Linked DNA regions of Homo sapiens: region 2 is linked to region 1. Evidence: chromatin contacts called from ENCODE Hi-C or POLR2A ChIA-PET data. All regions are on one chromosome and are shown on one strand. The core of a region is the stretch at or near the end of the contact, and the rest is flanking DNA. Distances in the headings are between cores, read along the strand shown.

Region 1 (5,325 bases), core at 961-3,460:
GTTTTCCTGGGGTTCTCTTGGCCACAAGGGTGTCTGCTTAGCCAGTGGGGGGACTTAGGGTTTTATTTTTAGTTTACAGGGAGGAGCAGGCTCAAGAGCTGAAAATCAAGAGTTCTGTTTAAGGCATATTAAATTCGAGATGTCTGGCCCGGCACGGTGGCTCACGCCTGTAATCCCAGCACTTTGGGAGGCAGAGGTAGGTCGATCACTCGACGTCAGGAGTTCGAGACCGGCCTGACCAACATAGTGAAAACCTGTCTCTACTAAAAATACAAAAATTAGCATGGGCATGGTGGCAGGCACCTATAATCCCAGCTACTGGGGAGGCTGAGGTGGGAGAATTGCTTGAATGTGGGAAGTAGAGGTTGCAGTGAGCCAAGACGGCACCATTGCACTCCAGCCTGGGCGACAGAGCAAGACTCCATCTCAAAAAAAAAAAAAAAAAAAAAAAAAAAATTTGAGATGTCTTTCAGTCCTCCAGTGGAGATATTAAGTAAGCCACTAACTACACAAGACTGGGGAAAGCAGCTTATAGATGACTGGGAAATTATATCACCCACAGAGAATGTTTATGGAAAAGAAACGTATGAGATCTGAGAGAAGGGAGGAGGGTCCAGAAAGGAGACTGGGAAAAGAAAGACCGCTGAAGTCGATGGAAAACAAAGAGCATGTGAAATCCCAGATACCAAAGAAGGGCTTCAGAAGGAGGGAGTGGTCAACAGTGGGACATACTGTTGAGAAGCCCAACAAAATGAGGACTGAGGCTGCCCAGACGCGGTGGCTCACGCCTGTAATCCCAGGACTTTGGGAGGCCGAGGCAGGTGGATCACCTGAGGTCAGGAGTTCGAGACCAGCCTGACCAACATGGAGAAACCCCTTCTCTACTAAAAATACAAAATTAGCTGGGCATGGTGGCGTATGCCTGTAATCCCAGCTACTCGGGAGGCTGAGGCAGGAAAATCTCTTGAAGCCGGGAAGCGGAGGTTGCGGTGAGCCAAGATCTCACCATTGCACTCTAGCTTGGGCAACAAGAGCGAAACTGCGTCTCAAAAAAAAAAAAAAAAAAAAATGAGGACTGAGGATTGAATACTATATTTAGCAACAAGAAGTCGCTGGGAACCTGAAAAGAGAGGCCGCTGAAGTCGAGAGAAAACAAAGAGCAGGTGAAATCCCAGATACCAAAGGAGGGCTTCAGAAAGAGGGAGTGGTCAACGGTGTGACATACTGTTGAGAAGCCCAACAGTTCTGGGGTCGAAATTCTGACTTGAGTGGTTTCAAGAGACTCAGAAAACAGCATGAAGCCACTAGTCTCTCACTTGTTCTTAAGAGAAACAACACGGCGGCAGCGGGAGGGGAACGTGGGACGTGGGGCACGGGGCACGGGTGGATTTTTAAATTTTATTTATTATTTTTGAGACAGCGTCTCGCTCTGTCGCCCAGGCTGGAGTGCAGTGACACGATCTCGGCTCACCGCAACCTCCGCCTCCCGGGTTCAAGCGATTCCCCTGCCTCAGCCTCCCAAATAGCTAGGATTACAGGCGCCCGTCACCACGCCCCGCTAATTTTTGTATTTTTAGTAGAGACGGGGTTTCACCGTATTAGCCAGGCTGGTCTTGAACTCCTGACCTCAGGTGATCCGCCCGCCTCGGCCTCCCAAAGTGCTGTGATTACAGGTGAGCCACTGCGCCCGACCTGGTTTGCTTTAAATTAGAAGGCTCTGCAGCACGTTTGCAGGCTGATAGGCATGAACCAGAACACAGCGAGACGTGAAGTACGGAAGAGGTAGAGACTACTCATTCAAGGGCGAAACTCGCGAACAGACGGGGGACGGTCCGGGCAGAACCAGAGTAAGGAAAACCGGGCTGCGCTCGAGCCCGCAGCTGACGTCATCGGAGCCGCGGCCCCGGGAGAGCGCGGCGGCCCGAGGGTCATTACCCTGACTGGAGACAGGGCGGCAGCTTCCGGGAGGAAGTGACCTTTGGGCTGTGCTCTGGGGAGTAGCTGAGAGGGAAGGCGAGCGGCGCGCAGTGCGGGACAGGCGGTTCACTGAGGCAGAGTGGAGCGCCGCTCCCGACTGCGGCTCAACTTACATTTTGTCCTTTTGGTGCTGTCGCTTCCCCATGGCGGAGCGGCGGCGGCGACTAGCGAGCACGAAAAAACAACGGCTGACAACTCAGACCATGGAGCCGCAGCCGAGTTCCGTGACCACTTCCGGGTTCCGCGGCGCGCCCCGGAAACGGGCGCCTGGCGTGCTGGGAATTGTGGTTCGCTAGCGCCAGGTGCTCATGCTCGGAAGGATCGCCTGCCCAGTATGGGGTCCTAGCTAGGTGTGCCATCTCCCGCAGGCGTCTTTTCGGGGCCGAGCTCCCTCAGCCTCGAAGCCCCATCTTCTTGAGGGGTCTGTCTGGACCGCCTTGTCTACCCCCCTAGCCACGGCTCAGGGCCATTCCCATACTGGGTTCTCAGGTCTTATTTATTTATTTTCGAGACAGGGTCTCGCTCTGTCGCCCAGGTTGGAGTGCAGTGGCACAATCACAGCTCACTACTGCCTCGACCTCCCAGGCTCAAGCGATTCTCCCACCTCAGCCTCCCGAGTAGCTACGGGCACGCACCACCACACCCGGCTAATTTGTTAATTTTTTGTAGAGACAGGCTCTTACAATGTTGCCCAGGCTGGTCTGGAGCTCTTGAGCTCAAGCAGTCCTCCCGCCTTGGCCTCCCAAAGTGCTGGGATTACAGGCCTGAGGCTTCGCGCCCGGCCAGCGCTCAGGTCTTTTTCAACGTCCTCCTAGAGCTTCAAGTCTCATGAGCCTCCACCCCATCCCTTCCCGCCTCCGTGGCAGATGCCTTCAAAGCCATGTACCACTCTCGTTCTACTCGCTCACTTCTCATTCTCTCTGCATATTCGGTCCCCACCGCCTCCAGGCCCCTCGGAGGCCCAGCAGCAGGTGGCCATCAAGCCTAGAGGTCCAAAGCCCTACCTGATCCCTTCCGTCTCTTCTGCCAGACCCTTCCCTTGGGTCAGATCAGTACCTTGGGCCCCTAGCTACACTCAGGCCCAGGGTAATCTTGCCTAGGCTCCTAATTTTAAATGCCATTTGTATCCCATGACTCCCAGTACTAAGTCACCAGCACTCCAGGTTCCTGATCTCCACTTGGGTAACCACTGATCTGAAATGTAACATGTCTGGATGGGCGTGGTGGCTCACGCCTGTAATCCCAGCACTTTGTGTGTGTGTGTGTGTGTGTGTGTGTGTGTGTGTTTAGTAGAGACGGGGTTTCACCATGTTAGCCAGGATGGTCTCGATCTCCTGACCTCCTGATTCGCCTGCCTTGGCCTTCCAAAGTTCCGGGATTACAGGCGTGAGCCACCACGCCCGGCCAATCCCAGCACTTTGAGAGGCTGAGGCAGGCGGATCACTTGAGGTCAGGAGTTCAAGACTAACCTGGCCAACATGGCAAAACCCCATCTCTACTAAAAATACAAAAAATTAGCCTGGTGTGGTGGCACACACCTGTAATTCCAGCTACTTGGGAGGCCGAGACAGTAGCTTGAACTGGGGAGGCAGAGGTTGCCGTGAGCCAAGATTAGGCCACTGCATCCCAGCCTGGGTGACAGAGTGACTCTGCCTAAAAAAATTAAATTAACATGTCTGGTCAAAGTAGAATTTTCTTTTTTTTTTTCTTTTTTTTTTTGACATGGAGTTTTGCTCTTGTTGCCCAGGCTGGAGTGCAATGGTGTGATCTTGGCTCACTGCAACCTCCGCCTCCCAGGTTCAAGCGATTCTCCTGCCTCAGTCTCCCAGGTAGCTGGGATTATTACAGGCATGCGCCACCACGCCTGGCTAATTTTGTATTTTTAGTAGAGAAGGGGTTTCTCCATGTTGGTCAGGCTGGTCTCGAACTCCCGACCTCAGGTGATCCTCCCGCCTCAGCCCTCCCAAAGTCCTGGGATTACATGCATGAGTCACCGCACCCGGCCATAAAGCAGAATTTTCAATCCTCCCTCTTCTCCCAGTCCCCACTCTGCTGAGCAGTACCACCATCCACCCAGTCACCGAAAGCCAGCTATCTTTGCCTTATTTCATGGCTGGCTTCTTATTCTCTAGGTTTTAACATAAGTGTCACCTCCCCAGAGAGACCTTCCCTAACCACCCACTTCCATGCATCTCCCATAAAGTCTGTCACAATTCCTCACAATTTGTAATCCTGTGTAATTCAGTCTGTGTCCCGGTTTACTGAGCACCCTCCCTGACACAACCACTGCCTCCATGACACACATACAGTGGATGGGATGTAGCTCCTTAAGGGCTGGAATCTTAGGCCCAGCATGGTGGCAGCACCTGTGATTCCAGCTACTTGGGAGGCTGTAGTGGAAGGATCACTTGAGGCCCAGGAGTTTGAGGCTGCAGTAAACTATGATCAAGCCACTGCACTCTAGCCTGGGCAACAGAGTGAGATCCTGTCTCTTTAAAAAAGGGCCGGGGTGTGGGGAGGGGACAGTCGGTGCGGTGGCTCACGCCTGTAATTCCAGCACTTTGGGAGGCTAAGGCGGTTGGATCACCTGAGGTCAGGAGTTCGAGACCAGCCTGGCTAACATGGTGAAGCCCTGTCTCTACTAAAAATACAAAAATTAGCTGGGCGTGGTGGCATGTGCCTGTGATCCCAGCTCCTCAGGAGGCCTGAGGCATGGTGATCGCTTGAACCTGGGAGGCAGAGGTTGCAGTAAGCTGAGATCGCGCCACTGCACTACAGCCTGGGCAACAGAGCACAACTCTGTCTCTAAATAAGCAAGCAAACAAATAAATACAAACCAATTAAAAATAACCCATTTGTGGTGATGCACCATGATGACTCAGTCAGAAAGCAAAATGCACCAATAACCTAAAAATTGACCCCATTGGAGAAATATTTCAAAAAGCAAGAACAGTTGAGTAAATGATGTTCCACCCGTTTGATGGAATATTTTGTATCTATTGTTATTGGTGAACTTAAAGATTTATTATTATTATTATTATTATTATTATTATTACTTTTTATTTTTTGAGATGGAGTCTCGTACTGTTGCCCAGGCTGGAGTACAGTGGCGTGATCTCGGCTCACTGCAAGCTCCACCTCCCGGGTTCAAGCAATTCTCCTGCCTCAGCCTCCCGAGTAGCTGGGACTACAGGTGCCTGCCTCCACCCTCTGGGCTCAAGAGATTCTCCCACTCACGCCTCCCAAGTAGCTGGGACTACAGGTGCGCACCAACATGCCTGGCTAATTTGAATACCTGAGCTCAAGTGATCCCCCACCTCACTCCTCCCAAATTGCTGGGATTACAGT
Region 2 (5,707 bases), core at 813-3,312, 78 kb after region 1:
ACATGAGAGTGAAAAACTGTATCTTGCTCAAGAAAAAGGAGAGGAAGCAGTCAGTGAGGAGCACTAAGGGCAGGGGTGCAGAAAGGACACTTACTGGTGCTTTGGTATCAAGGAGATCCAGGGGATCCACAGACAAAGATAAAAGAAATACTGCCATGGGAGTGAGCCACACACCTGGCCAGAAAGAAGAATGGGCAACCCTGAGGATGCTAATGACAGCAGGGTTGGGAAGCTCAGAGAATCCTAAGTAGGGTTATCACATAAACTCCCAACTTACCTTGCCGTCAAGTTAAGCTCTCCAAAGACAGAAAAGGCAACCTCCTTTACATGATTCTAACCAACAAGGAAGAACTGATTATAAGGCAAAAGTGAGAGAAACAGGCAAACAAACAAACAGGCCCTGACATCTTCAGAGAATGATGAGCATACCATAGTAGAAAGTTTCTCAACAGGGTGTTGCTGGCATCCAGATACGACTCTGCACTTGAGCCTCCCAAGCCCTTACCCTGAGACAGATGCCAGGCACTGTGACCAACCCACCCCAATTTCCCAACATCCTCTACAGCTTCTACTGAGAACCACGGGCACTATGAGTGGCCAGGATGCTAAAAGACCTGCACTGCACAAGACGGTCCTGTGGACAGAAACTATTTAGCCCAAAATGCCAATCATGCCGGGCGCAGTGGTTCACGCCTGTAATCCCAGCATTTCGGGAGGCCGAGGTGGGCGGATCACGAGGTCAGGAGATCAAGACCATCCTGGCTAACATGGTGAAACCCCGTCTCTATTAAAAATACAAAAAAAATTAGCCGGGCATGGTGGCGGGCGCCTGTAGTCCCAGCTACTCGGGAGGCTGAGGCAGGAGAAAGGCGTGAACCCAGGAGGCAGAGCTTGCAGTCAGCCAAGATTGCGCCACTGCACTCCAGCCTGGGTGACAGAGCGAGACTCCGTCTCAAAAAAAAAAAAAAAAAAAAATTCCAATCATGCCTCCACTGAGGAAAACAACTTCAAGAAGATAAATTCAGGCCAGGCGCAGTGGTTCACACCTGTAATCCCAGCATTTTGGGAGGCCAAGGCAGGCAGACTGCTTGAGCCCAGGAATTCAAGACCAGCCTGGCCAACATGGCAAAACACTGTCTCCACTAAAAAAAATACAGCCCGGGTGCAGTGGCTCACGCCTGTAATCCCAACACTTTAAGAGGCCAAGGCAGGTAGATCACGAGGTCAGGAGTTCAAGACCAGCCTGGCCAAGATGGTGAAACCCCGTCTCTACTAAAAATACAAAAAATTAGCCGGGCGTGGTGGCAGGCACCTATAATCCCAGCTACTTGGGAGGCTGAGGCAGAGAACTGCTTGAACCCAGGAGGCGGAGGTTGTAGTGAGCCAAGATTGCGCCACTGCACTCCAGCCTGAGTGACAGAGCAAGACTCTGTCTCAAAAATAAATAAATAAAAATAAAAAATAAAAAAAAGTAGCCAGGCATGGTGGTACATGCCTGTGGTCCCAGCTACTTGGGAGGCTGAGAGGTGAAAGCGGAAGAATCACCTGAGCCCTGGCAGTCAAGGCTGTGCAGTGAGTCAAGATTACAACCACTGCACTCCAGCCAGGGCAACTAGAGTGAGACCCTATCTCAAAAAAAAAAAAAAAAAAAAAAGAAAGAAGAAAAATTGGAATCATTCAGAGATCAGTTCCATCTGAATATCTGAGACTCAAAAGGCCAGATGACTCAAACCCTCAAGATGGTTGTAAACCCTCAAGCAAAACTGTGCCCCGATAACTGAGAATGGTCCTGACAGTGAAGAATTAGGGAAGGAATTGAAGGAAACCAATGTAAATTCCAAGAAGTGGAATTCAAAAGGATGTTACAAATGACAGAAGAAAGGACCTGATAAAAACCGCAAGAGCAGCCCAGCTCTAGAACAGAGTTAGGAAGACCAAAGCCAAGAATGACAGATGCTTACAAATAACACTCCCACAAAGGTTTGTTTCAGTTCTGCTCAGAGCAAGAAGCAACCCAAGTCAGCTGCTCAGGGCTGATGGTGCAGTGCTGACAAAGAGAGAGTTCAAGGGAAAGCACCAGGCAGCTCACACATTCCTTCTCTTGATGGGGACAGCAGGCTTCCCAACCAGGGCAGGTGGTGCAGGAGAAAGAGAGCAATGCTTCTCAGAATGAGGTCCACTTCGGAGCCCAAGTAGACTTCAGTGTATAGAGGGGAACTGAAAAAGCCCAGGGGTGCCACCCAGCTCCTGAAAATGGAAAACACCCATGCCCCAAACTCAACCCCAGAGAGCTTGATGCCCACTCCAGGGCAAAGTGTGAAGCATGGCAGAGAGGGATGGTTACTTAACAGCTTTGCAAGCACTAACAGGAGAGATGGGCCCTGGGCCCCAGCAGAAGGCCACGGACTCAAGTCCTGAGAGGAGATGGGAGAACAGGACACTGCTGTATATAGCCAGTGCTCAGTCACACAGCTCAGATGTACACACCTGCGTCTTGGCAAAGCAGTTAACAAAGTTCCTCTTTTGCTTCTTTTTGGGGTCTACAATGAGGCCTAGAAAACTGTTCAAAATCTCCCCAGGTAACCCTCACACAAGGCCAGGTTTCAGAACCCCTCAGGAGCCACTAATCAAGAAATCTAGGCGAGGCGCGGTGGCTCACACCTGTAATCCCAGCACTTTGGGAGGCCAAGGCGGGTGGATCACGAGGTCAGGAGATCGAGACCACATGGTGAAACCCCGTCTCTACTAAAAATACAAAAATTAGGTGGACATGGTGGCGCCTGCCTGTAGTCCCGGCTACTCGGGAGGCTGAGGCAGGAGAATAGCTTGAACCAGGGAGTCGGAGGTTGCAGTGAGCCGAGATCGCGCCACTGCACTCCAGCCTGGTGACAGAGCAAGACTTCGTCTCAAAAAAAAAAGGAATCTATGCCAGCGCCAGGCGTGGTGGTTCATGCCTGTAATCCCAGCATTTTGGGAGGCCAAAGCAGGTGGATCACTTGAGGCCAGGAGTTTGAGACCAGCCTGGCTGACATGGTGAAACCCCATCTCTACTAAAAATACAAAAATTAGCCAGGCATAGGGGTGCATGCCTGTAGTTCCAGCTACTCGGGAGGCTGAGGCATGAGAATTGCTTGAACAAGTGAGACAGAGGTTGCCGTGAGCCAAGATCACACCATTGTACTCCAACTCCAGCCTGGGCGACAGAGCGAGAACCTATCTTAAAAAAAAAAAAAAAAAAAAAAGGCCGGGCACAGTGGCTCACACCTGTAATTCCAACGCTTCAACACTCTGGGAGGCTGAGGCGGGTGGATCACTTGAGGACAGGAGTTTGAGAGCAGCCTGGCCGACATGGTAAAACACTGTCTCTACTAAAAATACAAAAATTAGCCGGGCATGGTGGTTGACTCCTGTATTCCCAGCTACTTGGGAGGGTGAGGTTGGAGAATCACTGGAATCCGGGAGGTGGAGGTTGTGGTAAGCTGCAATCACACCACTGCACTTGAGCCTGGGTGACAGAGCAAGACTCCGTTTAAAAAAAAAAAAAAAAGGCTGGGTGCAGTGGCTCAAGCCTGTAATCCCAGCACTTTGGGAGGCCGAGGTGGGCGGATCACTTGAGGTCAGGAGTTTGAGAACCAGCCCGGCCAACAAGGTGAAACCTCATCTCTACTAAAAATACAAAAATTAGCTGGGCATGGTGGCGTGCACCTATATATAGTCTCAGCTACTCGGGAGGCTGAGGCAGGAGAATCGCTTGAACCTGGGAAGTGGAGGTTGCAGTGAGCTGAGATCACGCCAGTGCACTCCAGCCTGGGTGCAGACTCCCAGAGTGAGACTCCGTCTCAACAAAATAAAATAAATAAAATAAATCTAGGCCAGGAGCCAGGGGCGGTGGCTCACACCCGTAATCCCAACACTGGGTGGTCAAGGCAGGAGGATCACTTAAGCACAGGAACTCAAGACCAGCCTGGGCAATACAGCAAGACCCTATCTCTACAAAAATAAAAAAATTAAAAAATTAGCCAGGTGTGTTGATGTATGCCTGTGGTCCCAGCTACTCAGGAGGCTGACTTGGGATGACCAGTTGAGTCCAAAAGGTTGAGGCTGCAGTGAGCCATGATGGTGCCACTACACTCCAGCCTGGTCAACAGAGCAAGACCCTGTCTCAAAAAAAGAAAAACTAGAAAAGAAATCCAACAGCACTAGACGACCCTTCCCCCAACAAAATATGTAGGAATCCTCCCATCCAATATTTCCAGCTAAAACTCTTTGGTGCAACCCAGTAATTCCAACTAAAGCTCTTGGTGCAACCCAAATGAGCAGTGTGCAGAATCCTACCAAGTCAGCCTGGTGACTTCCCCCCTCTATGTCTTTCCCCAGGATGTCTTCTGGAAGGATGTCCCTAACTGTCCTGCCTATCACCAGCCCCACATCCCCAACATGCTCATCATTGAAAGCCTCTCTCAAATGCCTGTTCCTCTAAGGAGCTCCCCAAGCCCTGGCTAAAAGGGATGCTCCTTTCTCTCAACAGCCACTACAATGTTTCTGTACAAAATGGATAAACAGAGGCTGGATCAAGAAGAGCTGAGGAGAATCGAATGGCTTTAGAACTGGTGGCCTGAAGTCACCCTGGTGGGAAGTGGGCTGAGAGAGATGTAGTTAGGTACCACATATCAGGGAAGGAACGAATACAGGCTTAAAGACCAAACCTCTAAGGATCCTGGATAGCAAAACCACACCCCAAGTCACAGAATGAAATATTTTAGAGATCCAGTAAAGACCTGGACTTGGTTCCAAACACTTAATTTTTCACCAAGCACAAGGCATGAACCTTAGCAGCAGCATGAAAAACTGACTGGTTTAGCTGACCAATCGTTTGTGCCATGTTTAGCGTCCAGGCCACCCTGAACTATTCAGAGCCAAATGCTGTGTCCAGTTCTGGACACCATACTTTAGAAGACCACATCAAATAAGGGCTGCTCAGGACAAGAACAGCAAGGACCATGTCCTACCAGGAACAATCAAAAGGTCCAGGAACCTATGGCCTAAAGAAATGTGAAGATGACATACATCTGTCTTCAAACGTTAAAAAGTTCACCTGCTGGTTGGACGAAGTGGCTTATGCCAGTAATTCCACATTTTGTTGTTTTTTGTTTGTTTGTTTTGAGACGGAGTCTCGCTCTCCAGGCTGGAGTGTGGAGGCGTGATCTCAGCTCACTCCAACCTCCGCCTCCCAGGCTCAAGTGCTTCTTATGCCTCAGCCTCCTGAGTAGCTGGGGCTACAGGCACGCACCACCATGCCCAGCTCATTTTTGTATTTTTAGTAGAGATGGGGTTTTGCCATGTTGGCCAGGCTGGTCTCCAACTCCTAACCTCAAGGGATCCACCCGCCTCGGCCTCCCAAAGTGCTCCTGTAATCCCAGCACTTTGGGTTGCCGAAGCGGGAAAATCACTTGAGGCCAGGAGTTGGAGACCAGCCTGGGCCACACAGTAAGACCTCATCTCTACAAAAAAATTAAAAAATGAAGCGGAAGGATTGCCTGAGCCCATGATCATGCCACTGCACTCCAGTCTGGGTGACAGAGTGAGACCTTGTCTCAAAAAAATAAAAATAAAATAAAACTTAAAATTTAAAATTTAGGCCGAGGCCGGGTGTGGTGGCTCACGCCTGTAATTCCAGCACTTTGGGAGGCCAAGGCAGGCAGAACAC

What was found. A loop is a pair of places that touch in the nucleus more often than their neighbours do. ChIA-PET counts read pairs that join two places held with the same protein, here RNA polymerase II (POLR2A). Pooled maps may share reads with other maps.
Region 2: a loop to region 1 is called in a pooled map, with 5 times the contacts of the local background. The contact joins the enhancer-like site here to the promoter of PPIL2 in region 1. A Hi-C loop is called at or near these places in 5 of 50 pooled maps. POLR2A ChIA-PET finds 5 or more read pairs at or near these places in 11 of 52 experiments (CD8-positive, alpha-beta memory T cell, Caco-2, H1 and 7 more).

What each region holds. Positions count from the first base shown.
Region 1 is chr22:21,662,897-21,668,221 of GRCh38, reverse strand. PPIL2 (peptidylprolyl isomerase like 2) reads right to left here and starts at 2,210. Exons shown (of 20, transcript NM_014337.4): 1 at 2,091-2,210. The coding sequence starts at 2,122. RefSeq lists enhancers at 1,774-1,823, 1,894-2,133, 1,368-2,278.
Region 2 is chr22:21,584,411-21,590,117 of GRCh38, reverse strand. All of the region lies in intron 1 of UBE2L3 (ubiquitin conjugating enzyme E2 L3), which reads right to left. Among named protein-coding and RNA genes, the nearest start is that of UBE2L3, 20 kb to the right of the region's middle. RefSeq lists a silencer at 1,902-1,961. Within about 2 kb of position 2,062, at least 4 of the 41 ENCODE cell types and tissues checked have a DNase peak (open chromatin) inside an H3K27ac peak, as active enhancers do.